Linked DNA regions of Homo sapiens: region 2 is linked to region 1. A link is an interaction called in ENCODE POLR2A ChIA-PET data of the cell type or tissue named here. Cell type or tissue: PC-9. All regions are shown on one strand. Each heading gives the region's core, and the rest is flanking DNA. Links, peaks and the distances in the headings are about the cores only.

What was found. Peaks named below come from ENCODE experiments on the same cell type or tissue, not always from the same donor. Only the 100,000 strongest peaks of a DNase experiment are listed, where the experiment ranks them.
Region 2: POLR2A ChIA-PET joins it to region 1 with 12 read pairs; 7 of 35 experiments call an interaction of 5 or more read pairs at or near these places.

What each region holds. Positions count from the first base shown.
Region 1 is chr11:61,920,310-61,935,289 of GRCh38, forward strand. It overlaps a transcript of RAB3IL1 not described here. Among named protein-coding and RNA genes, the nearest start is that of RAB3IL1, 10 kb to the left of the region's middle. RefSeq lists enhancers at 2,904-3,653, 3,408-3,702. In PC-9, for the core only: no CTCF peak of the experiment used is centred there; no DNase peak of the experiment used is centred there.
Region 2 is chr11:61,855,073-61,870,052 of GRCh38, forward strand. FADS2 (fatty acid desaturase 2) reads left to right here. Exons shown (of 12, transcript NM_004265.4): 6 at 1,939-1,999; 7 at 2,382-2,458; 8 at 7,900-7,997; 9 at 8,210-8,306; 10 at 8,635-8,714; 11 at 10,080-10,205; 12 at 10,566-12,282. The coding sequence ends at 10,617. Among named protein-coding and RNA genes, the nearest start is that of MIR6746, 16 kb to the right of the region's middle. RefSeq lists enhancers at 1,921-2,422, 6,176-6,676, 6,677-7,177. In PC-9, for the core only: no CTCF peak of the experiment used is centred there; a DNase peak (open chromatin) is centred at 8,249.

The sequences.
Region 1 (14,980 bases), core at 4,527-12,526:
CAGCCTGGGAGGGAGGCACCACCTCCCAGGACAGCCGCTATCTCCTTCAACCCCGTAATTATTAACTCCTGTGGCTCCTCAGGCAGCAGAAGACACTGGGCCCTCCTTCCTGGGCTCTGGGCCAGGGGAGGTGAGACACCTCTAGGGGAGGCCCCGTGTTTCAGCCAGGCTCCCAGATGGTCCGCTTGTCCCCTCACCACGCAGGCTGGGGTGTTGGAAAGAGCCCGTCCAGCCTTGATCCTGTCATAGCTGTCATAGCTGGCTGTGTAGCCCTAGACAGGCCCTCCTGCCTGTGACCACAAACCTGAATATCCCCTTAAAACTTTGTTATTGGTGGGGCGCGGAGGCTCACGCCTGTAATCCCAGCACTTTGGGAGGCTGAGGCGGGCGGATGACCTGAAGTCAGCAGTTCAAGACCAGCCTGACCAACATGGTGAAACCCTGTCTCTACTAAAAATACAAAATTAGCCGGGCATGGTGGCGCATGCCTGTAATCTCAGCTACTCGGGAGCCTGAGGCAGGAGAATTGCTTGAACCCGGGAGGCGGAGGTTGCGGTGAGCTGAGACTGGGCCATTGCACTCCAGCCTGGGCAACAAGAGCAAAACTCCGTCTCAAAAAACAAAACAAACAAACAAAAAACTGTTATTTTTTATTTTTTTTCTTTATTTTTAAATTCTTTTTCTTAGATTTGAGATTCCCAGTTTTGTTTTTTGTTTGTTTTTAATTTTTCAAGGCAGGGTCTCGCTCCGTCACCCAGGCTGGAGGGCAGCCTCAAACTGCCCAGCTCAAGCCATCCTCCCACCTCAGCCTCCTGAGCAGCTGGGACTCCAGGCATGTGTCACCATGCTTGGCTAATTTTTAAATTTTTTTTATTTTTTGGAGAGATGGGGTCTCACTACCCTTAAAACTTCTCACCACCACCGCCCAGGAACAACTCAGCGGTAGCAGCTGGGAACACAGGCCCGGGGTCAGACGGGCTGGATTCAACCCCACTTTCAGACGGTGTGCCTTTGAGCACGTTAGCCTCTCCGTGCCTCAGTTTCTCCAACTATGAAATGGATTCTCACCCTCCAAAGCACACCAGGCCAGTTGCCATTGCCCAGATGTGCCCATTCCTCTTCTTTCCACATACTATCCCCCCTGACTGCTATCTCCACTGCATCCTGCCTCTGCTAGTAAGTTTCTCTTTTGTTCATACCCCCTCCTCTAGGAAGCCCTCCCCTGTGGGTTACTTTTTTCCTCTGCAGGCACCAGAGCCCTTAGACACATGGTTAGCCCTGCGTCATGACAAACACCCCCTGGAACTGTTGGACACTCCCACAAGAACTGAGTGGCCCTCTGGGCAGAGGCTGGGCCATCCTCGTCACCCTTCTCAGTGTCACCTTGCCTGGTACACAGACTCCATCCACCTGTGGGATGGTGTGAATGTGCCACCCTGTCTTCATTTGGCCCAAATTCTCATCCTAGTTCTGCCACTCGCTGACTGTGTGGCCTTAGGCAAGTCACTTAACCTCTCTGGGACTCAGTTTCCTCATCTATATAAAATGGGAAGTTCTCCCCTGTGAAATAGTGAGTATTAAAGCAGATAACATTTGTGGCCAGGTGCGGTGGCTCATGCCTGTAATCCCAGCACTTTGGGAGGCCGAGGTGGGAGGATCGCTTGAGCCCAGGAGACCACCCTAGGCAACAAACCGAGACCTCATCTCTATTATTTAAAAAAAAACCCGTCTCTACTAAAAATACAAAAAATTAGCCAGGCGTGGTGGCGGGCGCCTGTAGTCCCAGCTACTCGGGAGGCTGAGGCAGGAGAATGGCGTGAATCTGGGAGGCAGAGCTTGCAGTGAGCCGAGATCACGCCACTGCATTCCAGCCTGGGTGGCAAAGCGAGACTCCGTCTCAAAAAAAAAAAAAGTTTAAAAAAAGAAGACAGCTGGGGGCGTTGGCTCACGCCTGTAATCCCAGCACTTTAGGAGGCCGAGGCGAGTGGATCATCTCTGAGGTTGGGAGTTTGAGACCAGCCTGACCAACATGGAGAAACCCCATCTCTACTAAAAATACAAAATTAGCCGGGGGTGGTGGCGCATGCCTGTAATCCCAGCTACTTGGGAGGCTGAGGCAGGAGAATCGCTTGAACCCAGGAGGCAGAGGTTGCGGTGAGCTGAGATCCCACCATTGCACTCCAGCCTGGGCAACAAGAGCCAAACTCCGTCTTGGAAAAAAAAAAAAGAAGAAGAAGATAACATTTGTGAAGTGTCTGCCACAGTGTAGACTGAAAGAAGTGTTTCCTTCCTTCAGTGTTTCCTGCCCCGTCCTCCTGCCTGTACTTCCCTCTTCTTTCTGGTTAGCCTCTGAGTCCCTGCTGGGGAGAAGCTGCCAGTTCCTCACACCCCACCCTGCCCCGCCCCGCCCAGCGGATAACAGTATCTCCCACTTGGGCTTTGGGCTGCGAAGCTCTCTCAGCCTAATGCAAACCAGATGCTGTCCTCCCTTTCCTGGCAATGAATTTTCCATGGCCTGCTCCCACCCGCTTCCTGTTTTTGCTCCTCTCTGATCCCCCTGCTCAATTCTCCTGTGCCCCCACCTTCCTCTGCTGGGCAACCTCTGGGCTTACCTGGAAACAATTAATGGAAAACAGGATATGTGAAGGGTGGGGGTCTCCCCATCACCCCAACATGGCAAGAGGGGAAAGGGCTTGGCCTGGCTGGTGGCATCATATGTGGGAGTTGGTCCCTCCCTGCCAAGACCCCACCAGCCTCTTGGCCGGGGGCGGGAGAGGGGAAACTGAGTCAGAGTTGCTGGAGACTTTATGGAAAAACCTGTTATGTTTCTGGACATTTAGACACAGCTTGGACTGGATGGGAAGCTTTGAGGATCTTGTCTTTGGTTGTAACTTCTTAGAAAAAAGGCAGAGCCAGAAAAGGCCCGATTGTCTCTTCTTGCAGATGAGGAAACTGAGGCTCAGAGACTCATCCAGGGTCACTTGTGAGTCACAGCAAGAAGCAGCCAGGTCTGGGACGTCTTGTCAGTAAAAGCCGCTGCCTGAAGTCGCCTCCCCTTCTTGCTATCTCAGCGTCATTCCTGCCTGCCCTTCCCCTGCCTCTGCATAGAGCTCAGTCACGAGGGGAGGCTCACAAGGCCACCATCCGCCTGCCTGTGGTGCAGACACCTCCCAGCTGGCAGGCTCAAGGCAGCCACGCACACCTGGCTGGGCAGACTTTGAAGCAACTGGATTTTTCCCCTGCAGGGCTGGGCGCTCAGCAGAGGGGCCCTGGGTAAGCCCCAAAAACATGTGTGCAGGTGGGCCCTTCCTTGGTCCACTTGACCCTGTGAACTTCCTCAGGTCAGCCAGTGCTGGTCCTCAGAGTGAGGGCTCCCCCATTTCCATGAAAACAACAGCCCCAGGGTTCCTGAAAGCCAGTTCTGGCTGCCCCTCCCTCCGCCAGCTGTGCAGGGTGTTTGGACAGCGCGGATGGAATGTTTTGCAGCCAAAGTCCTCCCTGGATCTCTGAGCTCAGATTTCAAGCAGGAGGGAAAGAGGACGCTGGTTCTGGCTCCAGGGAGAGGGGAAGCGACTCAGGAGGTCAAACTTGGGCCTGGAGGCTCCCTGCTCTGTCCCCAGGCCTGACCAAGACCAGGCCCAGGCCCCTCAGGGAAGGGCAGGACAGAGCGTGTGGAGGCGGCCGAATGGGGTCACAGCTTTGCTCAGGCCAACCTGGTGAAGCCAGGCCCCGGGGACAGTCTGGGCTCAGGGAGGGGCTCAGCCCAGGACAGCACTTTGAGAACACTAAGATTCACAACAGACCTCCTTCGACCACCATCTCCATTTTTTAGGGAGGGCAGTTGGGGTCCAGAGAGGGCAGGCACTTGTCCCAGGTGGTACAGCATGCTGGGTACAGAGCGGGGCTAGCAGCCAGGCCTCCGGAAGCTAAACTTGCTCTTTTCACTGTCCAGGAAGTTCCCATCCTCACTCTCAGCCCCAGAGATACAGCCCCTGCCAGTAAGTCGTCATCTTTGCTTCTTCCCCAAAAGATGCAGGCAAAAGAATCTACTCAGAAAGTCAGTTCACAAAGCAAGCACAGACACTAAGCTCCAGGCCAGCCTCTGAGAGATTCGAATTAACCTACTCGAGGACAAGGCAGAGGCCCTGAGAGACAGGATTCCTGGCCCATCTCCTGCTCTGGGGCCAGAGCTCCCCCAGTTCTCCACCACAGCTGCCCAGGCCCCTCAGCGCCCCCACGAAATGAATCCCTTCTCTGGCTGCGAAGACCCATAAGTTCTAGACACAAATATATGGAAGCTAGTTTGAGCCTCAGTTTACCCACCTTAAACCTGGGAGGATTATCTTTGTTCCACTTGACTTATCATCATATTGTGGGGTGCTGATGGTGAGGGCCGGGAAGTGCTGGTGAACCCCTTTGGAAATATCAACAGTTCCCGGTAATGAAACTGACCTCAGACGAAGAAGGGAGGAAGGAAGGAGGGGATTCCTTTGGGCCCAGATGGGTGTGGGAGTCTGACCAAGGTGCCTGGGGCCTGAGCTGAATTCCTAGAGATGAAACCTGTTCACCCGCTCTCAACTCCTCAGAAGGAAAGCTCAGCCACCTTGTGGAATTATTAGAGAACAGAGAATCCATCAGAAACCTTCGGGGGGAAAACATGACTAGTGGAGGAGGGTGTGACCCCCAGAGAGCTGATGACTCCCTTCCAAGGTGGCAGAATGTGGGGTGAACTGGAGACTGTGCTAGGATCTTTACGCGCAATCTCAGATTCTGTTCATCCTTGCAGCGGCCCGACAGTCCTTGGTGGTCCTTCATTGCTTTCTGTTCCCATTTTAAAGATGAGGAAACAGATTTGGAAAGGTTAAAGGATTTGGCCAATGGCTAACAAGTAAAGGAACTCAGATTTTAACCCAGGTTTGTCTGACTCCAAAGCTTGTTTTCTTATCTCTCCACCAGTCACTCTCTCAGGAGGAAGGGTAAAGTGAGGCTTTTTAAACAAAGTAGGGATTGAAGAATCAATAGGATTTAAATATCCATATAGAGCCGGGTGCAGTGGTTCACACCTGTAATTCCCAGCACTTTGGGAGGCTGAGGTGGGTGGATCACTTGACGTCAGGAGTTCAAGACCAGCCTGGCCAACATGGTAAAAACCCTGTCTCTACTAAAAATACACGAATTAGCCAGGCATGGTGGCACACACATGTAATCCCAGCTACTTGGGAGGCTGAGGCAGGAAAATTGCTTGAACCCGGGAGGTGGAGGCTGCAGTGAGCCAACATCACACCACTGCACTCTAGCCTAGGCAACAGAGCAAGACTGTGTCTCAAAAAAAAAAAATCCATATAGAAATGAAGGATGGACATTCCCTGCAGAGGGACCAACAGGTAAAAGGCCTGGAGGTGGGAAGGGCAGAACACAGACAGAGAGAGGCAAACCCTTCACTTTGCCAGGAGCTCAGGCTCATTTGGGGGACAGGAAAAAAAAAGTCTGGAAAGGCAGCCTCAGGTTAAATCCTGAAAAGCCTTGGAGGCGAGTTAAAGAATTTGGACTTTATTCTAAAGGCTCCAAGGAGATGGTTAAACATTTTTGAGCAGAGGAGAGAAATGATCAGAGCCCTGCTTTGGGAAGATTAAATGGACAGCTGTGTGCATAAAAAATAGAAGTGAACACTTATTACACATCTAGCAAGGGAAAGACTTTCTAAACTTGGAAACATTTTGAAGAGATCTTAACAGAAAAAGATCAATAGATCTGTCCGCATTCAAATGTAAAGCTGCTTTATGCTCCTTCCTGCCAAAAAAAAAAAAAAAAAAAAAAAGCCAAAATTAAAAGGCAAATAACTTGGCGAAAATATTCCCAGGCAATGGCAATGCGTTAATATAGTTAACACATAAAGAATTTGCGAAAATCAATAAGAAAAAACACTGGGAGCTCAATAGAGGTGTTCACTCATTCATCAGATTTTTAAGAACACACATGCCAAGTGCTGATGGCATATTAGTGAACCAGACAGACAATGTTTCTGCACTCATGAAGTATACAGTTTAGGAGGGGATTATGTGTAGCGGGGGATTCAGACATCTAATTACAGCATGATATGGTTTGGGTATTTGTCCCTCCAAATTTCACATTGAAATATGATCCCCAATGTTGGAGGTGGGCCTTGTGGGAGGTGTTTGGGTCATGGGAGCTTGGTTCCCTCATGAATGGCTTGGTGCCCTCCCTGTGGTAATGAGTTGCTGCAGGATCTGATTCTTTTTTTGAGATGGAGTCTCACTCTGTCGCCCAGGCTGGAGTGTAGTGCCGCCATCTCAGCTCACTGCAACCTCTGCCTCCTGGGTTCAAGTGATTCTCCTGCCTCAGCCTCCAGAGTAGCTGGGATTAAAGGTGCACGCCACCATGCCTGGCTAAATTTTGTATTTTTAGTAGAGATGGGGGTTTCACCATGTTGGCCGGGCTGGTCTCAAACTCCTGACCCTGTGATCTGCCCGCCTCGGCCTCCCAAAGTGCTGGAATTGTAGATGTGAGCCACACCTGGCCGAGATACAGAAAACTTTTATTTCATCACTCTTTCTTGCCTGGTGCCAGGCCCATGCAATGCCACAATCTTGGCTCACTGCAACCTTCAACTCCCAGGTTCAAGCGATTCTCCTGCCTCAGCCTCCTGAGTAGCTGGGACTACAGGCACTATGCCCCGCTAATTTTTGTATTTTTAGTAGAGACGGGGTTTCAGCATGTTGGCGAGGCTGCTCTCAAACTCCTGACCTCAGATGATCCACCCGCCTTGGCCTCCCAAAGTGCTAGGACTATAGGCATGAGCCAACGCACCCAGCCAGATCTGATTCTTAAAAAGAGTCTGGGACCTCCCTCCATCTCTCTCTTTTTCTCTCTCTCACCACTTGACATGCATGCCCCCCCCTTAACCTTCTGCCATGATTGGAAGCTTTCTGAGGCCCTTATCAGAAGGAGATGCTGGTGCCATGCTTCCCGTACAGTTGGCAGAACAGCGAGCCAGAGAAAACTCTTCTATACAAATTGCCCAGACTCAGGTATTCCCTATAGCAATGCAAAACAGACTAACACACAGGACCACAGGTCAGGTACAAGGATAGGGGAAGTGCAAAGTCGTCTGGGAGCACATCCAGGAACTCCCAACCTAGACTTAAGGTTAGGAGTCTGGAAAAATTTCCTGAGGCAGGAGTTTGGGAGTGGAAAGGGAGACCATTGAAAGAGTTGGGGCTGGCAAGAGAGTCAGGGGCTAGATCTTGTGGGGCTTTGTATGTGGTATGGTTTGGCTCTGCATCCCTGCCCAAATCTCATGTTGAATTGTAATTTCCAGTGTTGAAGGAGGGGCCTGGTGGGAGTTGACTGGGTCATGGTAATATATTTCCCCCCTGCTGTTCTTGTGCCAGTTCTCACAAGATCTGGTTGTTTAAGAGTCTGTAGCACCTCCCCCTTTGCTCTCTTCCACTTGCTCTGGCCATGTAAGATGTGCCTGCTTCCCCTTCACCTTCAGCCATGATCGTAAGTTTCCTGAGGCCTCCCCAGCCATGCCTCCTGTACAGCCTGCAGAACAGTGAGCCTATTAAACCTCTTTTCTTTATAAATTACCCAGCGTTGAGTAGTTCTTATAGTAGTGTGAGAATGAACTAATACAGTATGCTAGGTAAGGAGTTCAAACTTTATACTTAAAGACTAAGAGGAGTCATTGAAGGATTTACGCAGGAGTGTGATGTGAACGGATTCACATATCAAAAAGATGGCTACTATGGATAAGTGTGGAATGGCTTGGAGAATTTCTGCTCCTTAGGGATGTGGTGGACTTGAAGCAGAGAGGAGCCTTCCTGCTACAGAAAAAAAAAAAAAAATTCTAGAAAAAGAGGCTATAATTCTTTGAGGATGTGTTGTCTATCAAGCTCTAGGCCTTGTCTGCCAAAGCCACTTCCTTACCCACAAAGGAAAGTGCAGCCAAAGCTGGGAGCTTTGGCCAGGAGGGAGGTTGGGGACATGAATGTGGGCATCTACATGGTGCTAGGACCCTCCAAATACATGGAGCTAGGACCCTCAAAATACATGAAGCTAGGACCCTCAAAATATATGGAGCTAGGACCCTCAAAATACACAGAGCTAGGACCCTCAAAATACACGGAACTAGGACCCTCAGAATACACAGAGCTAGGACCCTCAAAATACATGAAGCTAGGACCCTCAAAATACATGGAGCTAAGACCCTCCAAATACATGGAGCTAGGACCCTCCAACTACATGAAGCGAGGACCCTCAAAATACATGGAGCTAAGACCCTCCAAATACATGGAGCTAGGACCCTCCAACTACATGAAGTGAGAACCCTCAAAATACATGGAGCTAGGACCCTCAAAGAGGGCTGAAGTGTTTCATGTTGGTGACACCCCTGGCTCCAGGCAGAAGCAGATTCAAATCCTCTTTGGAGGAATGTGTCCAAATTTAGATATGAAGGATTCCTATTGCTCAATATCAAGCAGTGAGCTCACAATCAGAGATCACCAGCACATAAAGATGCTAGCCACTATGAGTAAGAATCAACAGAAACAACACACAACAGATTTAGATGCTACAGAACTCCAGGTAGTGGTCTCCTATATATGATATAGAAAGGTTAACACATGAATTTTTAGAATCTGTTTTTAAAGAAAAAGAACACACACAAAATTTACAAAAAACAAAAAAAAATTATTTTTAATTATGGCTACATTATAGTTGTACATATTTGTGGGGTATATGTGACCTTTTGACACAAGCATACAATGTATAATGATCAAATCTGGGTAACTGGGATATTCATCACCTCAAACATTTATCATTTCTTTGTGTTGAGAACATTACAAATCATCTCTTGTAGCTATTTTGACATATATGATAAGTTATTGTTAATATATACATATGGGCAGGCATGGTGGCTTCCCAGCACTTTGGGAGGCTGAGGCAGGTGGATCGCTTGAGCCCAGGAGTTTGAGACCAGCCTGGGCAAAATGGTGAAACCCTGTCTCTGCTACAAACACAAAAATTAGCTGGGTGTGGTGGCATGCGCCTATTGTCCCAGCTACTTGGGAGGCTGAGACACAAGAATCGATTCAACCCAGAAGGCAGAGGTGCAGTGAGCTGCCGAGATCGCACCACTACACTCCAGCCTGGGTGACAGAGTGAGACTTGGTCTCAAAAAGCTTTAAAAAAATTTAAAAAAAAATGTATGATCTGAACATGAATAAACAACAAGAGATTATCAAGGAGAACCAAGCAGATTTTTTTTTTTTTTGAGACAGAGTCTTGCTCTGTCGCCAGGCTGGAGTGCAGTGGTGTGATCTTAGCTCACTGCAAACTCTGCCTCCTGGGTTCAAGCGATTCCCCTGCCTCAGCCTCCTGAGTAGCTGGGACTACAGGTGTGCACCACCACACCCAGCTAATTTTTTGTATTTTAGTAGAGACGGGGTTTCACCACGTTGGCCAAGATGGTCTCGATCTCCTGACCTTAAGTGATCTGTCTGCCTCGGCCTCCCAAAGTGCTGGGACTATGGGCATGAGCCACCGCGCCCGGCTTTTTTTTTTTTTTTTTTTTTTTTTGACAAGGTCTCACTCCGTTGTTGCCCAGGCTGGTGTGCAGTGGTGCAGTCTCGGCTCGCTGCAACCTTTGCCTCCCAGGTTCAAGTGATTCCCCTGCCTCGGCCTCCTAAGTAGCTGGGACTACAGGCGAATGCCACCACCATGCCCGGCTAATCTTTGTGGTTTTAGTAGAGGCAGGGTTTTGCCACGTTGCCCAGGCTGGTCTCAAACTCCTGGGTTAGAGTGATACACCTGCCTCAGCCTCCTGAAGTGCTGGGATTACAGGCATGAGCCACCACTCCCAGCCAAGCATAGACTTATAAGGTCTATGAAATCAAGAATAGAAAATAGAGAATGGAGGGGAGGTGATATTTGTTTAATGGGTATGGAGTTTCATTTGGGAAGATAAAAAATGTTCTAGAGATGGATAATGGTTGCACAACAATGGGAATGTAATTAATGTCACTAAACTATATACTTAAAAATGTTCAAAATATTTTTTAAAAAGGCATATTTGACCACCTAAGCATAAGGATATGGAAAGGGTGAGCTTGAAAAAGTTACACCAAAAGCAAGGTGGTATTTCTGCATTAATAACCAAACTTTAAGACGAATCATGGTGAATTATGCATGTAATCCCAGCACTTTGGGAGGCTGAGAAGGGAGGATCACTTGAGCTCAGGAGTTCAAGACCAGCCTGGGCAACATGGGGAGACCCCATCTCTACAAAAAATCAAAAATTAGCCAGGCGTGGTGGTGCAGGCCTGTAGTCCCAGCTACTTGGGAGGCTGAGGCAGGAGGATCACTTTAGCCTGGGAAGTCAAGGCTGCAGTGAGCTGTGATCATGCCACTGCACTCAGTCTGGGCAACACAGCAAGACCCTGTCTTAAAAAGACCAAATTAATAACAAACTTTAAGACGAAAAACATTATTAGTGTAGAGGTGGTCACTATGCAGTAATAATAAAGTGATGACAATGTTTAAAAAAAATTCACCAGATAGATATAACCATCTAAATTAATATGTGCCTAATAAAATAGCCTAAAATATTTAAAGCAAAAATAATTAAAGCTACAGGGGAAAATAGACACATCTATCATTATGGTGTGAGATGTCAACAAATGTCTCTGAACTACGGCTACATCAAGGCAGCAAAACATCAGGAGCTGGTGGCAGCAGAGACCACTGGCCTTGGTAGTAACTGAAGTATAGAGCACTAGATCAAAGCGAACCGATAAGCAATTTGATCCCTAGGTCCCCTCCTCTACTCCATGCCACTGGCCAACTGCCCCTTTCTTAGTCTAGCATAACACTGGAGATTTATTCTCTGGAGAAGGCAAAACAGAAGGTCTTTGGGCCAGTAGCTGAATAAGAGGGTTAAGTGATTATATACACACTGAAATCCAAGACCTCCAACCCTCTTCTGTCACTTGTCAGCCAAAGTGGCAACTCACTCAGTCACCAGGAGGGTAAAGACAGACTTTTACCCTCCAGACAGCCCCTCTATGGGACTCTGGCCAACCCAAGAAGAGAGATCTAAGACGAATGTTACCCAACAAAATATCCATCCAGCTCAAAGTCAACATGCTTGCCATCAGTTTTTAAGATCTCGCTCTTAATAATGAGCAATCAAGGATTATTAGACAACTAAGGAGAACCTCTACCTTAAGAGAGACCAAACCCAGTAAGCAGAAGAAAAGCAACTTGCAGGAAACAGAGACTCTGTAGAAAAAAGAAGAGGAGGTGAAGAGGAGGAGGAGGAGAAGGAAGGCAAGGAGGAGGAAGAAGGAGAGGCATTAATAACCTCAGGATGAGAAAAGAAGGTATTGCATTCATGAAATAATAACCTGATTCTATGAAAGTAAACATTCACAGAACAACAAAAACTATTGGAAAATAATATATTTTTTAAAAGCATGATGGTAGAAATGAAAACAATGAGTAAGGTTGGAAGACACAGTTGAGGGAATATCCTTCAGAAAGAAAGAAATGGAAAATAGTGAAAAGATTAGAAAAGTAGAGAATCAATTTAGAAGATTCAATATCTGAATAAAGAAGCAACAGAAGAAAATGAATGAACTGGCCAGGCATGGTGGTTCACACCTGTAATCCAAGCACTTTGGGAGGCTGAGGCAGGCAGATCACAAGGTCAGGAGTTTGAGACCATCCTGGCTAACATGGTGAAACCCCGTCTCTACTAAAAATACAAAAAATTAGCTGGGCGTGGTGGCGGGCGCCTGTAGTCCCAGCTACTCGGGAGGCTGAGGCAGGAGAATGGCGTGAACCCGGGAGGTGGAGCTTGCAGTGAGCCGAGATCTCACCACTGCACTCCAGCCTGGGAGACAGAGCGAGACTCTGTCTCAAAAAAAAAAAGAAAAGAAAATGAAGGGGGTAAAGCATCAAATAAATAATTCAAGATTATTTCCCAAAACTGAAGTATATGAGTTTTCAAATTGAAAAAGACCACCTTAGCTGGACATGGTGGCTCACATCTGTAATCCCAGCACTTTGGGATTCTGGTTTATAAAAAAATTAGTGTTATACTGTAAGATTTTTTATTTGCTTATATCAGTCTTCAAAAATATCCATTTTAATAGTTCATTCATTCAGCAGTTATTTGTTTGGTATTTCTTTGCCTGACAGTCACTCTTCCAGGCACAGGGTGTATAGCAATGAGCAAAACAAGGCCCTGCCCTATGAGGTTTACATTCTAAGCTTTATAGGGCTTACAATGTAATAAAAGACATTAAAAAGAAATAAAAGACATAAATAAAAGAGAAATCAAAGACATAAATAGAAAATAGTGATAAAGTCTTCTAGAACTTTTTTTTAACTCAACATTATATCCAAGACTTACCTTATTTTATGTAACTATAGTTCATTTTTTTTTTTTTTTTTTTTGAGACGGAGTCTCACTCTATCGCCCAGGCTGGAGTGCAGTGGCACAATCTCAGCTCACTGCAACCTCTGCCTCCAGGTTCACGCAATTCTCCTGCCTCAGCCTCCTGAGTATCTAGGATTACAGGCTTGCACTACCATGCCCAGCTAATTTTTGTATTTTTAGTTGAGACAGGATTTCACCATGTTGGCCAGGCTGGTCTCAAACTCCTGACCTTGTGATCTGCCTGCCTCAGCCTCCCAAAGTGCTTGGATTACAGGTGTGAACCACCATGCCTGGCCAGTTCATTCATTTTTATTGCTGTATAATATTCCATGATAGGACCATAACTGTGGTAGGATAAAAATGGCCTCTCAAAGATATTGAATCCTAATCTTTGAAAACTGTAAATGTTACCTTATATGAAAACAGAGTCTGTAAAGATGTAATTAAGTTAAGGACCGTGAGATGGGGAGATTATTCCAAATTATTGGAGTAGACCCTAAATGCAATCACATGTATCCTTATAAGAGGGGGGCAGAAAGAGATCTGACACAGACAAAAGAGGAAAAGGCACAAGATGGAGGAGTGTTGTGGCCAAAAGCCAAGGAGTGCTGGCAGCCACCAGGAGCTGAAAGAGACAAGAGAGCCTCCAGAGGGAGCATAGATCTACTGACATCTTGCTTTAGGCCCAGTAATACTGATTTTGGACATCCTGGCCTCCCGAATGGTGAGAAAATAAGTTTCTGTTGTTTAGAGTCACGTAGTTTGTGATAATTTGTTACAATTATCATTAAAAAAAGTAATGCAGATTTTGGAACCAAGAGTGGAGTGCTGCTGTAACCAAAACCTAAAAATGTGGAGGTAGCTTTGGAATTGGGTAATGAGTAGAGACGAAGAATTTTGGGGAGCATGACAGAAAAAGCCTAGGTTTCTTTGAACAGATTGTTAGTAAAAATATGGATATTGGCTGGGTGTGGTGGCTCACGGCAACATGGCGAAACCCTGTCTCTACTAAAAATGCAAAAATTAGCTGGGCATAGTGGTGTGTGCCTGCAGTCCTAGCTACTAGGAAGGCTGAGGCAGGAGAATCACTTGAACCCAAGAGGTGCAGGCGGCAATGAGCCAAGATTGCGCCACTGCACCCCAGCCTGGGTAACAGAGCAAGACCTTGTCTCAGAAAAAAAAAGAAAAGAAAAAGAAAGATGGCTATTAAGGCTCTACCAGTGAGGACTCAGAACAAAATGAAGAAAATGTTACTAGAAACTGAAGGAGACGAGGTCCCTGTTCTATAGAGGTAGAAAGTCTAGCTATACTTTGTCCTACAGTTGCATGGAAAGCAGAATTTGTGAGTGATGCACTTGAATATTTAGCTGAGATGATTTCCAAGCAAAAGAGATGGGATCTTCTTTTGTCATCCAGGTTGGAGTGCAGTGGCACAATCCTAGCTCACTGCATCCTCAAACTCCTGGGCTCAAGTGATCCTCCTACCTCAGCCTCCCAAAATGCTGGAATTACAAGTATGAGCCACTGTGCCTGGCCTGAGTAAATATACACACACACACACACACACACACACACACACATATGTATATATATACACACAATATATATTGTGTGCATATATACATATATTTGTATATATACATATATATGTGTATGTGTGTGTGTGTGTGTGTGTATGTATATATATATATATATATATATATATATATATATATATATATATTCTATGCCTAAAGAAAAGGATCAGATGTCAGTGCAAATGGTATAGTAGAAAACTTCAAAAGTCCCTAAGGGCTTTGAAAAGCTCCTACATAGTCCAGGGAATAGAGGTGCACATGCGTGCCTAGGGCTGGGTGCATGCTCAGAAAAGACCTGAAGGGGTCCTAAATTCCCACCTCTACCTGATCTTCAGGCTCTCTGTAAGCAGAAGACAAAGGTTAAAGCACAGTTGTAAATTGCCTGGCTTAGAGTTGAAGGTATGTGCCGACACACATACAGAGCCATTCTGCAAAGACTGGAAGATTTTTATCACTGTTCTAGGTATTTAAGAAAATCTCTGTCAAGTCATTAGCTGATCACTAAGCTAATGAAACAAAGACTTTAGTGGATATACACAAGAAAAAATACAGACTTTACAAAATTAGTTCAGAAAAGTCACCAAAAAACAAAACAAAACAAAACAAAAAAATCCCAACAAGTACTACAAGCCTCAATAACAAACTCTGGGGTGCTGGGAGATTTCAGATTTGATTTCCAGAGTTGCTACATTTAAATATTAAAAATGTCCAGTTTCAAACAAAAATTATGAGACATTCAAAGAAACAAGAGAGCATAGTTTATGTGTGGGGAAAAAATAAACTAATAGAAACTGTTAGGTCAGGTGTGTTGGCTCACGCCTGTAATCCCAGCATTTTGGGAGGCCATGAATCACGAGGTCTGGGGTTCAAGACCAGCCTGGCCAAGATGTTGAAACCCCATCTCTACTAAAAATACAAAAATTAGCTGGGTGTGGTGGCA
Region 2 (14,980 bases), core at 3,761-11,760, 66 kb before region 1:
GCAGCTCCAAACAGACTCCCCAGGTGCCTCCCAGGCCCCCACAACAGCGTGGCCAGCCCTCAGTCCCTCCATAGGATGCCCTGGCCCCTGCTGACCTGCCTGGGTTGCCCTCTGTGCTCACTTCCGAGTACAGCCGGCCCAGCCCGAGAGGGATGGGATGCTCTGTGGGACAGAGATGCGGTGGGGAGGAGCTCTTGAGCAGAGCTGGAGACACTGCATGCCAAGGCTGGGGCTATGAGCCTGCTCCCTGGCCTCTGGGAGAAGCTTAGAGCAGGACTCAGGGGCCTGTTCTGTGGGCCACTGCAGGCCCCGAGACTGGCCACCTCGAGAGCAACGTCTGCAGTGCTGGCTCCTCCAGCAACTCCGTCCACTGGAGACTCATGAAAGGCTCCTGTGAGGCCTCCCTGGCTCGGACCTCTCCATGGCCGGCCTCAGCCCTGGCCTTAATAATAGTCTTCCTGCAAGTGGCCGTCCTTTCTGGGAATGAGTGAGATCCTTGCCAAGGCTCAGGAGGCCACACAGAACAAAGGGACTGTTTCTGGGGGTTCTTCAGCTGGTTGTGCCGTGACCATGGCCATTGGCGCCAAGATGCAAGCCTTGGGGACAGGGTGGACCTGGTTCCCACCCACAGCCTCTTCCCTCAGGAATCCATGCTCTCCCTGTGATTTGGACAATCATTTTACTCACCTGGATGAGAGGGGCACTGGCCTAGGCATCATCCAAGGTCCCTTCCCTCTGTAACTCACTTTGACCTCCTGACTGCAATAAGTATGACTGGACACTATAGGAGGAGGCATCTCTGGCCTTCGGATCCAGGGGTATAGGGAGGGTGACGGGCAGTGTCCTGGGGTCAGCACTTGGCATTATGCCCATGTTCTCATTGGCTCCTCTTACCAACCACTGATTCAAATGCCAGACAAGGCTCAGCAAGGCTAAGCGACTCACATAGTCTCAGCACTGGTGAGAGGCAGAGTCGGCTCAAGCGCATCTGCTGGCTGCAAGCCCAGCCTCCCCACACTGCAAGGGAGAGGAGCAGGTGTCACTCAGTGAGCGGCATCTTTTGGTCTCAGTCCTGGAAGTGCAGGGTGGGCTGGTCCCTAGGGGCTGGACCATGGAATTAAGGGCTCCAGGGATCCCCTGGGGCCGTGGTTCCTATGCCTGGCATTGGACAATGACGATGCCCAGGACCCAGCCCAGCCCTCCTCCATTAGAGCCTCTGGGCATCAGGCTGCCCAAGGTGCAGGCTCTGATGGGGAAGAAACCGGTGCCGTCATGGGGACCTCAGGTAGCCAGATGTGGCCTGAGGAGTCTGTGCTGTGGCCTCCTCTGTCCTCAAGGTTAGGCTCCAGCTGGGGAGGAGTGATTCACTCTTGTAAATTACAGGGAGGCTCCAGGGAGGCAGATGCTCCCAGCCTGATGACTGGCAGCAATTCTGGGGCCCTTACCTAGGTTCTCCCTGCCACTGCGGGCTCCGGGAGCTCTCCATGGTGACCTAGGAACTCCCCTGGGTGCTTATGCTCCGCCGAGAGTTGCTCTGTTGCACATTCATTCAACAAACATTTGTTTAGTGCCTGTCACATGGGCTCAGAGTCAGCTTTTTGGGTTCTGATCCCAGTCAGGGCCACTTCCTGTGGCCTTGGGCCATGGCTTAACGCTGAGCCTCAGCCTCAGAAGTGCCGGCCTTGTAGAGGATCGATGCCATCGGGCCAGTGCTCGGCTAGGGCTGAGGAAGCGTTGGCCGCTGCTGGCTGTAGCATGGGGAGCCCAGAGGGCTGGAGGGGCCCCAGGCTTGGTGGGCCCAGGGTGCAGATTGACAGGAAAGGGACAGTGGTGTGCCCTGAGCAGATAGAAGGGATGGTGGCTGCAGGATGGGTTGGGGAACATGGGAGGCTGGGAGCTGAGGCTACTGGGTGCTCATGATCTCTCCTCTCTCCTCAGTACGGCAAGAAGAAGCTGAAATACCTGCCCTACAATCACCAGCACGAATACTTCTTCCTGAGTGAGTGCTCGGCGCCCCGAAATCACTCTGGGACCCTCCCCTCCCCCCAGAGTGGCGTGTCTCTCCCTCCTACCTGACATCTTTTTCAGATCCAGAAAGTGACACTAAACTTGTTAGAAGCGGGGGCCACAGCAGCCTTGCTGTGCAGACCCCTCAGCCTGTGTTACAGGCCTGATGGGGACACAGAGGCTCAGAGAGTCCCAGGGGTGACACACGTCCTCAAGGGCTCCCAGCCTTCTCTGCAGGCCCCGGGGTCCCTGGCTGCTTCTGCCCACGTCTGCAGGGCTGGCCCCTGCACTCAGTGCTGGGCCTGGGTTCCCCTGACCTTCCGGCACAGGCAGGGTGGAATGGATGCCTCTAAGCGCCTGTCTCTCTCCTGCAGTTGGGCCGCCGCTGCTCATCCCCATGTATTTCCAGTACCAGATCATCATGACCATGATCGTCCATAAGAACTGGGTGGTGAGTTGGGGACACAGCTGGCTTGGCATGGGGAGGAGGGTGACTGGGACAGGGGGACCCGGGGGTCCTACGCTGCCTCCTCGTGTGCCCCAGTGGAGCCTGTGGGGCCCCAGGCATCTCCTCCCTGGGGTAGCTGCCTCTCAGGAAAGGACTCCCTCTGGGGCCACCAGGACCTAGTCCTAAAGATCTCTACTCTCCCTCAGACATAGGGAGTCCACTGGGGCAGCCCCTGCTTTTGCAGAGCCCCCGAGAAAGTTCTCAAAGGCAGCAGGATGAGAGGCAAGTGTGGCCATCTCCCTTCCCCGCTCCCTGTGGGCCCTGAGTCCCATGAACTGGGTTGCCCCACACCCTGGTTTGAAGTTGGAGCAGCTGGGCGTTGGCTGAGATGACAGGTGTGGTCGTTTGCGAAGACCGTATGACAAAGCACCACGAACTGAGTGGCATAAGCAGCAGCGATGTGTTTTCTCCCGGTTCTGGAGACCGGAAGTCCAAAACTGAGGTGTTAGCAGGGTGGATTCCTTAGGGCTCTGGAAGGCTCTGTTCTGGGCCTCTCATCGGCTGGTTGATGGCTTTCGTCCTCCCTCTCGGTACATCATCTCTCTGCATATTTGTATCTGTATCTGTGTCCAAATATCCCTCTTTAAAAAAATTATTTTGTTTATTTGTTTATTTATTGAGACAGAGTCACATAGGCTGGAGTGCAGTGGTGTGATCTCGACTCAACTGCAACCTCTACCTCCTGGGTGCAAGCAATTCTTGTGACTCAGCCTCCCAAGTACCTGGGATTACAGGCACCGGCCACCATGCCCAGCTAATTTTTGTATTTTTAGTAGAGATGGGGTTTTTCCATGTTGGCGAGGCTGGTCTCGAACTCCTGGCCTCAAGTGATCTGCCCGCCTCAGCCTCACAAAGTGCTGAGATTACAGGCATGAGCCACCACGCCTGGCCTATTTTTTAATTTTCTTTTTTTCTTCACCAAAAGTGGATTCTTGAAAATTTTTCCTTTTTTTTAAAATAGGGACATTGGTCATATTGCATTAGGGCCCATTGTAATTACGTCATCTTTTTTTTTTGAGATGGTGTTTCGCTCTGTCGCCCAGGCTGGAGTGCAGTGGTGCGATCTCGGCTCACTGCAACCTCCGCCTCCTGGGTTCAAGCGATTCTCCTGCCTCAACCTCCTGAGTAGCTGGGAGTACAGGCGCCGGCCACCATGCCTGGCTAATTTTTGTATTTTTAGTAGTGATGGGGTTTCACCATGTTGGCCAGGCTGGTCTCGAACTCTTGACTCGTGATCCACCCGCCTTGGCCTCCCAAAGTGCTGGGATTACAGGCGTGAGCCACTGCACCCGGCAGATAAATTGTTTATCTGAAAATTATCAAAGACTAAATTGTCACTTTCTGAAATGCTTGCTTAAAATCCAGTCTTTCTCAGCAGTCTATTTGTCCCTCATGCTCCAACCAATAGCCATGGGGAAGTTTTTCCTCTCTTAACCAAATGTGGACTTGTTTATTGATTACTGTTTTTTGTTTGTTTGTTTGTTTTTGAGGTGGAGTTTCGCTCTTGTTGCCCAGGCTGGAGTACAATGGCGTGATCTCGGCTCACCGAAACCTCTGCCTCCTGGGTTCGAGTAATTCTCCTGCCTCAGCCTCCGAAGTAGCTGGGATTACAGGCATGCGCCACCATGCCCAGCTAATTTTGTATTTTTAGCAGAGACAGGGTTTCACCATGTTGGTCAGGCTGGTCTCAAACTCCCAACCTGAGGTGATCTGCCCACCTCAGCCTCCCAAAGTGCTGGGATTACAGGCGTGAGCCACCGCGCCCGGCCTGTTGATTACTGTTTTATCGCTTGCTAACTGAAGTTGTCCTTTTCACCCTGACTGTGAATTTAAGAGCAGCCAAGTCAAATTTTATCTCCAAGTCTTGGACCCATATATCCAATCTAACTCCATTTGGAGGTGTCCCAGCCATTGCAAATCCAACATATTCAATGTAAGTCCTCTCCTCTTCTCCCACAACCTAATCCTGATGGTCTCCATGTTAATGAATGGCTCCATCATCCACCCAGTGGCTCAAGTTAGAGACTAGCACCATTATGTTTTTTCCCTCCTTATACATGTTACACCCTCTCCTTGCCTCTAGCATCCAATCCCGTTCTAACTCATAAGTGGCCTATTGCCGGGCGCAGTCACTCATGCTTGTTATCCCAGCACTTTGAGAGGCCGAGGCGGGCAGATCATGAGGTCAGGAGTTCGAGACCAGCCTGGCCAGCATGGTGAAACCCCGTCTCTACTAAAAATACAAAAAATTAGCCTGGCATGGTGGTGTGCACCTGTAGTCCCAGCTACTCAGGAGGCTGAGGCAGGAGAATTGCTTGAACCCGGGAGGCGGAGCTTGCAGTGAGCAACTTCTTTTTTTTGTTTGTTTTTGACTGTGCTTGTTCCCTAAGGAACAAAGTATTAAACAGGAAAAGAAATCACCCTATGTTCCTAAAAGGGGATGGCAGAGTGGGGACAATGTGATGAGCCCATGGGGCTTTCAGAGCCAGGAGCGCACCTATGACCTGGGGCACTGGTTCTCAGGGGAGCTGTTCTGCCCTTTGGCAGTATCCGGAGACACTTTTAATTGTCACAACTTCAGGAGAGGAGGGTGCTACTGGCATCTGGTGGGCGTCTAGCCAGGATGGTGCTTAGCACCCTGCCATGCCCTGGAGAACCGCCCATGACAACAAGCAGCCTGTCCCAGGTGCCAATAGTGTGGAGGTTGGGGGACCCTGGCTTAGAGGAAAGAGGTGACAAACCCTAAGATCTTTGAAGGAGGCTTCCCGGGGAGATTTACATGCTCTGGCAAGGTTCCCTGTTCCCGGGGCCACGTCCTGGATCCTGAGATGCTCCCACGCTTCACCCTCCTGGAATTTTGCTGTATCTGACACCACTGGCCACTCCCTCTTGCAGTTCTTCCTGTTGGCTTCCAGGTCCCCACCTCTGCTGGCTTCTTCCCAACCCCCTCGCTCCGCCTCTTTGGCTGCTTCTGATCTCTTGGGCTCTCTGCCCCTGAAACCAGCGATCTCTGTGTATGTGTTGCTCTCTACACTCAAAAGAAGTCCAGGCCAGGCATGGTGGCTCACGCCTGTGATCTCAGCACTTTGGGAGGCTGAGGTGGGAGGGATCACCTGAAGCCAGGAGTTTTGAGACCAGCCTGAGCAACATGGGCGAAACCCTGTCTCTACAAAAAGCTGGGCGTGGTGATGCGCGCCTGTAATCTACCTACTTTGGAGGCTGAGGTAGGAGGATGGCTTGAGCCCAGGAGTTTGAGGCTGCAGTGAGCTGTGATCACACCACTGCACTCAAGCCTGGGCAACAGAGTGAGACCCTGTCTCTTAAAAATAAAAGTTGGGCCAGGGCAATGGTTCACACCTGTAATCCTAGTACTTTGGGAGGCCAAGGCTGGAGGATCACTTGAGCACAGGCATTCGAGACCAGCCTGGGCAAGTAAGTGAGACCCCCCCATCTCTATAAAAACTTAAAAAAAATTATCCAGGTAAGGCCAGACACAGTGGCTCATGCCTGTAATACCAGCACTTTGGGAGCCTGAGGCAGGCGGATCACAAGGTCAGGAGATCGAGACCATCCTGGCGAACACGGTGAAACCCCATCTCCACTAAAAATACAAAAAATTATCCGGGCGTGGTGGCGGGCACCTGTAGACCCAGCTACTTGGGAGGCTGAGGCAGGAGAATGGTATGAACCCAGGAGGTGGAGCTTGCAGTGAGCCAAGATCACACCACTGCACTCTAGCCTGGGCGACAGAGCGAGACTCCCTCTCAAAAAAAAAAAAAAAAAACAGAAATTAGCTACTCGGGAGGCTGAGGTAGAAGTATGGCTTGAGCCTGGGACAGAGTCATGATCACACCATTGCACTCCAGCCTGGGCAATAAAGCAAGATCCCATCTCCAAAAAAAAATAATCCGTAACCCCATCCTCATTTTGTTTCCATATATGTGTAGATACACTGCACACTATTGCACCACACACACAGAATAGAAGGAATGTGATGGAAAGTGGGAGCAGAACTGGCTACATCTGCCTCCCTCCTCACCTTGAAGGCCACCTTATTGGAACGTGAGGTCCTGCCCTCGGCCAATGTTGGCCCCAAGGCCATCTCCAGCCTCTCCTGAGCGCTCCCTTCCTCCTTTCCTGTTCAGCTGCTGGCACCCGACCCCTGATCACCTAGGACCAGCCTAGATTCCCCACAGCCAAGCAGGCACAAATGCAGCCACCGTTGCCTCTGACAGTTCTGGAATCTGTCACCTCCTTGTCAGTGCCGTGGGTTCTGGTTTAGGCCTCTGTCATTTCATGTCTGAGCCGCTGGAATAACTTCCTAGTCTCCCCCTCTCCAGTGGGTGGGGATCTATTTTAAGACACAAATGTGACCTTGTTCTTCAGTCGTTTGAAGTGAGACAGGGCAGTCCCTTGGCCTCACCTTCCACCTCGGACACCTGTGCTGAGCCTGTGGCATGTCACCATACCTAAACTCATGGCAGGATGAGCGCCCTGGCAGTGGGAACAGGCCATGCAGAGGCCCCGGGGAGGGAGTAAGCTAGGTCAGGGGGCTGAGTAAAGACAGGTTCTTAACCCCATGAGGCTCCGTGGGTGACTGGGTGGGATGGGGGCTTTAGCAGGGGAGAGTTGGGACCTGCTTGGAGCGAAGGCCACTCTGGTTGCCATGGCCACGAGGACAAGCAGGAGACTGTGGGAAGCTGATGCTGTGGTCCAGTTGAGACAAGACTTGGGTGGCAGAGAGACAGTGGACAGGGTGGAGCCGTGAAGTCACCCTCCCAGTACATGAGAGAAGACGTCCAAGCCCAGTCCCTGACACCAGTCCAGCCAGAGGCAGGGAGGAGAGCAGAGTGGAGGGACACAGGATGACAGTGGGGCGTGGGGAGGCCAGCCTCTGCTGTGAGAGCTCTGAGATAGGGACGATGGTACCTCTGACCTTCCCTACCCCTCCAAGCCCTCTGTCCTGCTGGAAGGAGATGCCAGGAGGAGACCCAGGTGCTGAGGAGGAGGGACAGGACTGGGGGACGGTTGGGGACCTGGCCCCGGGTTGGGGGCGCACCTTCAGAATCGCCCTTGCCCCACGAGAGGGCTGCTGACCCCCACCCCTACCCCATGGCTGCCCCTCAGCAGGAGGGTCCGTTTCTCTCCCGAAAAACAGGGCACAGTCACTTCCTGATGCTAAAACACTCAGCATTTCCCTAGAAACAAAGGCAGCCATGCAAACCCCGAGCAAGCAGGTGGCGTGTAGTTGCCCATTGCATTTCAGTGGGCTGCGGTCCAGCTTCTAGAGGCCTGAGTGTGAGGTGTGTGCACATCTGGGGCACGCACTTGGTGCCAGGGCAGAGGAGAGGGCAGGTTGCACCTAACTTCATCTTTCCCCGCAGGACCTGGCCTGGGCCGTCAGCTACTACATCCGGTTCTTCATCACCTACATCCCTTTCTACGGCATCCTGGGAGCCCTCCTTTTCCTCAACTTCATCAGGTGCCTGGGCTTTGCTGATTCATCCCTGGGCCCTCCACTGGCACTGATGATGGCTTTGGCATGAGAAGAGGCTCGGACGGCTCCACTTTGCCTGGGGACCTCCCATCCTGGCCCCTTGGCAGGGGCTGTCCTGGGCTGGTTGGGAGAGTGGATCTGTTCCCACTGTGGCTGGGCCCCCGGAGGCCCCTGCGCTGAGCTGTGTTCTCTTGCAGGTTCCTGGAGAGCCACTGGTTTGTGTGGGTCACACAGATGAATCACATCGTCATGGAGATTGACCAGGAGGCCTACCGTGACTGGTTCAGTAGCCAGGTAGGGAAGTCAGGGCCGGTCACCAGAGCCTGGTCCCAATGTCCATGTCCTGGCCCCAGATGATCTGCACCTGCTAACACAGGGCTGTGCTGGGCCTCCCGGGGCTGCCTGTGTCCTTTTGCTGGGAGCTTCAGGGCTGAGCAAGAAAGGGCAGCAGGAATCCCCCAGAGGGACAGGTGGGGCATCTGGGTGGGCTGAGGCCATCAGGCAGGACGGTATGATGTGGACGGGTGGCCTGGAGACCCTGGGTAAGGCTGGGCCCCCTGGGAATGAGGCCGGGCCCTTGGGCCTTCCTTTGTTCCCTGACACTCATCCCCTCCACTGACAGCTGACAGCCACCTGCAACGTGGAGCAGTCCTTCTTCAACGACTGGTTCAGTGGACACCTTAACTTCCAGATTGAGCACCAGTGAGCGCGGGGCTGCGGGGAGGCGGGGAGACCCACAGCGGGAGGGAAGTGGCCGCTATCCCACTGGGCAGAATGCAGAATGTGGGGGCCACCTCTTTGTCTCTCTGACAAGGTCTCTGCCCAATATAGAGCAAGGCTCCCAGCCAGCCCCGCTGAGGTCAGGAGAGGGGCTCCCCTATTCCATCTCCCTGAGGGTCATCCTGTGCCCCTCATGCTGTGCCACTTGGTCATAGTGGTTACCACCTCCCTCCATGTGGGCCTGGGACTTTGTAGTTATGGAGCCTGCACACGCACCTCATGACCCTGTGAGGCTAGCAGGGCAGGGCTACGTAGCTTGCCTGGAACATCGGCCGAGGGACTGCCCTGCTGCCCCTTGTCCTTGCTTCACCTCTTGTCACTGTTTTTTTTTTTTTTTATTAAAAAATAAAAAATGTAGAGACAGAGTCTCACCCTGTTTCCTGGGCTGGAGTGCAGTGGTGCTTTCTTGGCTCACTGCAGCCTCGAACGCCTGAGCTAAAGTCATCCTCCCACCTCAGCCTCCTGAGTAGCTGGGACTGCAGGTGCGTGCCACCATGCCCAACTAATTTTTTCTTTTTTTTTTTACTTTTATTTATTTATTTATTTTGAGACAGAATCTCACTCTGTTGCCCAGACTGGAGGGCAGTGGCGCAATCTCGGCTCACTGCATCCTCCACCTACCAGGTTCAAGCAATTCTCAGGCCTCAGCCTCCCACGTAGCTGGGATTACAGGCGTGTGCCACCACGCCCAGCTAATTTTTGTATTTTTTAGTGGAGACGGGGTTTCACCATGTTGGCCAGGCTGGTCTCAAACTCCTAGCCTCAAGTGATCCACCTGCGTTGGCCTCCCAAAGTGCTGGGATTACAGGTGTGAGCCACTGCACCTGGCCTAATTTTTTATTTTTATTTTTTGTAGAGAAGAGGTCTTGCCGTGTCGCCCAGGCTGATCTCAAACTTCTGGCCTCAAGTGATCTGCCTGCCTCGGCCTCCCAAAATGCTGGGATTACAGGCGTGAGCCACCGTGCCTCACCTCACTGCCTCTTTTCCTAGCATTCCCCAGCTATTTCATTTCTTTTTTGAAAAACATGACACTTTGTCTCTGGCCACCCAATATCTTCCCAGCTCCATAGAGCACAAACGCCCTCCTGCTCACGGAGGGCTGCACCCTCCCCTCCACACACGTGGCACCCCACTGGGCACACACGAGGAGCCACACTTTGAGACTGGTCCTGGCTGTGGACAGGGTCTCTGAGGGCCCCAGCCAGCCTCTGCCCAGGTGGTGGGAGGAAGCGGGAGCAGCATGGCCCTCTGAGTCCTCACGCTCTGCCCACCCTACACACTCCTCAGCCTCTTCCCCACCATGCCCCGGCACAACTTACACAAGATCGCCCCGCTGGTGAAGTCTCTATGTGCCAAGCATGGCATTGAATACCAGGAGAAGCCGCTACTGAGGGCCCTGCTGGACATCATCAGGTGAGGGGTGGAGGTCCACAGGCGCTGGGCCCTGGGATCACCCGTGGTGCAGACAGTGGGATCACAAGAGGGGCTGGGCCCTCCTGGCACAGTCACCCACCAGGGCACCTGCCTTACTCCCGAGCCTGTGTTAGGAGCTGTTGGGCTTTTCTCCCTGGGCTGCGAGAAGACCATCCCTTTCTGTGTGGGGTTCCTGGTGGGCTCTGAGCTGACAGCCCCACAGGCCCAGTGGCAGTGGTAAGCCCTGGTTAGGGCCAAGGGGACATACATGCCACCTTAATGATGGCCTCCTCAGCCCTTGCACTCCCTGGGGCCACTCCCGTCCTGGTCCCTGACCCTGGTCCATCCCCAACTTTGCAGGTCCCTGAAGAAGTCTGGGAAGCTGTGGCTGGACGCCTACCTTCACAAATGAAGCCACAGCCCCCGGGACACCGTGGGGAAGGGGTGCAGGTGGGGTGATGGCCAGAGGAATGATGGGCTTTTGTTCTGAGGGGTGTCCGAGAGGCTGGTGTATGCACTGCTCACGGACCCCATGTTGGATCTTTCTCCCTTTCTCCTCTCCTTTTTCTCTTCACATCTCCCCCATAGCACCCTGCCCTCATGGGACCTGCCCTCCCTCAGCCGTCAGCCATCAGCCATGGCCCTCCCAGTGCCTCCTAGCCCCTTCTTCCAAGGAGCAGAGAGGTGGCCACCGGGGGTGGCTCTGTCCTACCTCCACTCTCTGCCCCTAAAGATGGGAGGAGACCAGCGGTCCATGGGTCTGGCCTGTGAGTCTCCCCTTGCAGCCTGGTCACTAGGCATCACCCCCGCTTTGGTTCTTCAGATGCTCTTGGGGTTCATAGGGGCAGGTCCTAGTCGGGCAGGGCCCCTGACCCTCCCGGCCTGGCTTCACTCTCCCTGACGGCTGCCATTGGTCCACCCTTTCATAGAGAGGCCTGCTTTGTTACAAAGCTCGGGTCTCCCTCCTGCAGCTCGGTTAAGTACCCGAGGCCTCTCTTAAGATGTCCAGGGCCCCAGGCCCGCGGGCACAGCCAGCCCAAACCTTGGGCCCTGGAAGAGTCCTCCACCCCATCACTAGAGTGCTCTGACCCTGGGCTTTCACGGGCCCCATTCCACCGCCTCCCCAACTTGAGCCTGTGACCTTGGGACCAAAGGGGGAGTCCCTCGTCTCTTGTGACTCAGCAGAGGCAGTGGCCACGTTCAGGGAGGGGCCGGCTGGCCTGGAGGCTCAGCCCACCCTCCAGCTTTTCCTCAGGGTGTCCTGAGGTCCAAGATTCTGGAGCAATCTGACCCTTCTCCAAAGGCTCTGTTATCAGCTGGGCAGTGCCAGCCAATCCCTGGCCATTTGGCCCCAGGGGACGTGGGCCCTGCAGGCTGCAGGAGGGCACTGGAGCTGGGAGGTCTCGTCCCAGCCCTCCCCATCTCGGGGCTGCTGTGTGGACGGCGCTGCCTCAGGCACTCTCCTGTCTGAACCTGCCCTTACTGTGTTTAACCTGTTGCTCCAGGATGCATTCTGATAGGAGGGGGCGGCAGGGCTGGGCCTTGTGACAATCTGCCTTTCACCACATGGCCTTGCCTCGGTGGCCCTGACTGTCAGGGAGGGCCAGGGAGGCAGAGCGGGAGGGAGTCTCAGGAGGAGGCTGCCCTGAGGGGCTGGGGAGGGGGTACCTCATGAGGACCAGGGTGGAGCTGAGAAGAGGAGGAGGTGGGGGCTGGAGGTGCTGGTAGCTGAGGGGACGGGCAAGTGAGAGGGGAGGGAGGGAAGTCCTGGGAGGATCCTGAGCTGCTGTTGCAGTCTAACCCACTAATCAGTTCTTAGATTCAGGGGAAGGGCAGGCACCAACAACTCAGAATGGGGGCTTTCGGGGAGGGCGCCTAGTCCCCCCAGCTCTAAGCAGCCAGGAGGGACCTGCATCTAAGCATCTGGGTTGCCATGGCAATGGCATGCCCCCCAGCTACTGTATGCCCCCGACCCCCGCAGAGGCAGAATGAACCCATAGGGAGCTGATCGTAATGTTTATCATGTTACTTCCCCACCCCTACATTTTTTGAAATAAAATAAGGAATTTTATTCTCACTTCCTGTGTTTCCTGCACGCCAATGCCAGGCCATGGTATTGGGTGATAGATGAGGCCCTTCTAGCTGGGCCTGGGCACCAGGAGGGGTCCCCATGCTTGCATCTCTCTGTATCCCCTCCCTCCCCTGTGGCCATCCCACCCGCCTCTCCCTGCTGCCTCTGAAATTCATTCTGGGGCCCGGAACTTGGTGGAAATGACCCAAAAACATTGGCCCATCTTCCTCCTCTCAGCAGCCGACCCCAGCCCAATTCTAAAACAGGGCTGAGAGCCACCTCTCAGCAGCTGACCCCTACCCAAGGAGGGTGGCATGGAGGGGCTTGCAGAGACTCTTCCTAACATCCTCCCCCCCCAGCTGTCTCCCCAAGTGCAATCTGCCCTCCCATCCCTGGGCCAGCCAGCTTCCACAGAGCGCCAGGCCAAACAGAATTCCTGGCCTCCTTGGAAGGGGCTGGAGAAGGCCGGGAGCGGTGGCTCATGCCTGTAATCCCAGCACTTTGGGAGGCTGAGGCGGGCAGATCACAAAGTCAAGAGATTGAGACCATCCTGGCCAACATGGTGAAACCCCGTCTCTACTAAAAATACAAAAATTAGGCCGGGTGCGGTGGCTCACGCCTGTAATCCCAGCACTTTGGGAGGCCGAGGCGGGCAGATCACGAGGTCAGGAGATCAAGACCATCCTGGCTAACACGGTGAAACCCCGTCTCTACTAAAAATACAAAAATTAGGCCGGGTGCGGTGGCTCACGCCTGTAATCCCAGCACTTTGGGAGGCCGAGGCGGGCAGATCACGAGGTCAGGAGATCAAGACCATCCTGGCTAACACGGTGAAACCCCGTCTCTACTAAAAATACAAAAAATTAGCCGGGCGAGGTGGCGGGTGCCTGTAGTCCCAGCTACGTGGGAGGCTGAGGCAAGAGAATGGCGTGAACCCCGGCGGGGCAGAGCCTGCAGAGAGCTGAGATCACACCACTGTACTCCAGCCTGGGCAACAGCGAGACTCCGTCTCAAAAAAAAAAAAAAAAAAAAAATTAGCTGGGCATGGTGGTGCGTGCCTGCAGTCCCAGCTACTCAGGAGGCTGAGACGGGAGAATCGCTTGAACCTGGGAGGCAGAGGTTGCAGTGAGCCAAGATCGCTCACTCCAGCCTAGCGACAGAGTGAGACTCCGTCTCAAATAAATAAATAAATAAATAAATTAAATTAAATTAAAAGGGGGCTGAAGAAGGCTCTGGAGGCTGATGATTCTTTTTGTGGCTCCCGTGCCCATATATGCAATGGCTCATTCAGAACCCACAGGCTGTGGGGGGGGCTGATATCATCCTAGCCCAGGGTCACCAGTTCATAGGCACAGAGATTGGATCCTAGGTCTGTCTGACCCCAGAGGCTGGGAAGAGTCTAAAGCAACATGCCAGGGGCACTTGTACAGTCGGCCTCCCATGGACCCCCATGCTGCTCCGTCATCATCTCTGGGCTGGCTTTCCTGGCAGGGCTGATCCTGGGAAAGTGCCAAGGAAGGGCCAAGAGGCACTGGCTAGTTAACACCTTGGGGCCTCCCCTTGGCTTTGTAGCTGCTCCCAGCAGGGCTGGGGAGGGCTCCTGAGTAGACCTCAGCCCCCGCCTGCTTCCCCTGACCCCCGCTTTGCCTGGCCGAAATCCAGCCAGGTAGGGACAGCCAGCAGACTGGCTGGGGTACGTATGGCTCCCCAGTGGCCACAGGGTGTCCTGAGTAGGGCCTGGCATTACAGAAGCCCTGAGCGAGGTGGCCGACTCACCCCAGATTCACCAAGTGGCTCTGGGGAGTCCTTTGCCCTCCCTGGCCCTGTGGGCCATAGTCCACAGGGGCAGGCTAGAGGGGCCCCAAGGATGCCATTATCTCAACACCCGCTTACCCTAGGCCTTGCCCTCCTGGTGGACCCGCTGGCAGTGGCCTTCAAGGTTACAAGACCCTGGCAGGCACGGCTCCCACCCTCTGCCCTGTGCCTGTGACCCGCCTCCAGGATGGCGACCAGCCCAGGCCTCCCAACCCTACCAGTTGGAAATCCATGGGTCCATCACCCATAACAACCAGGGGGCTTGGAATTGGGGATACTGGAGGCCAGATGGACGCTGGGGCTATGAGGGCACCAGATAAATCTTGGCCTAGCCTCACCGGGCACTTGGAGCTTCTCTGACTTCCCCAGCCCCACCCAGCCCCGCCTTGCCCTTGAATACTTCCCTGGGTCAAGAAGCTGAGGACATTCATATCTGCTCTCTGCTTAACCGCCCCCTCCTGTCCCTGTACTCAGCTGACCCCCTTGCCAACACACCCAGAATTGTGAGTTTCTAATCCCTATCCCCTGCCAAAGTCATGGTGCCCCAATATTCAAGGCCCTGAGCAATCAAACCCCAACACCACCATCATGGGCGAAGAGGCTGAGCCCAGAGAGAGGACAGGACTGCGCAGGCCACACAGCAGCAGGACCCTGCTCCTAACCCGCAGGCTCCTGGCCACCTCTCCTGCACAGAAAGGGCTGGTTCCCAGACCCTGCCCCCATCACGTCAAATGTCAGACAGCTCCCAGGAGGCCCAGCGGCTGGCTGGAGGAGTGGGGGCAGTGGAGGGCAGTTAGTCTCTGAGGAGGAGATAAGGGCAGTGTAGCTACGCAGATAAAAGGGTATCAGCTTTGTGGGTAGCGGGGACATCTGCAGCGCCCCAAGTCTA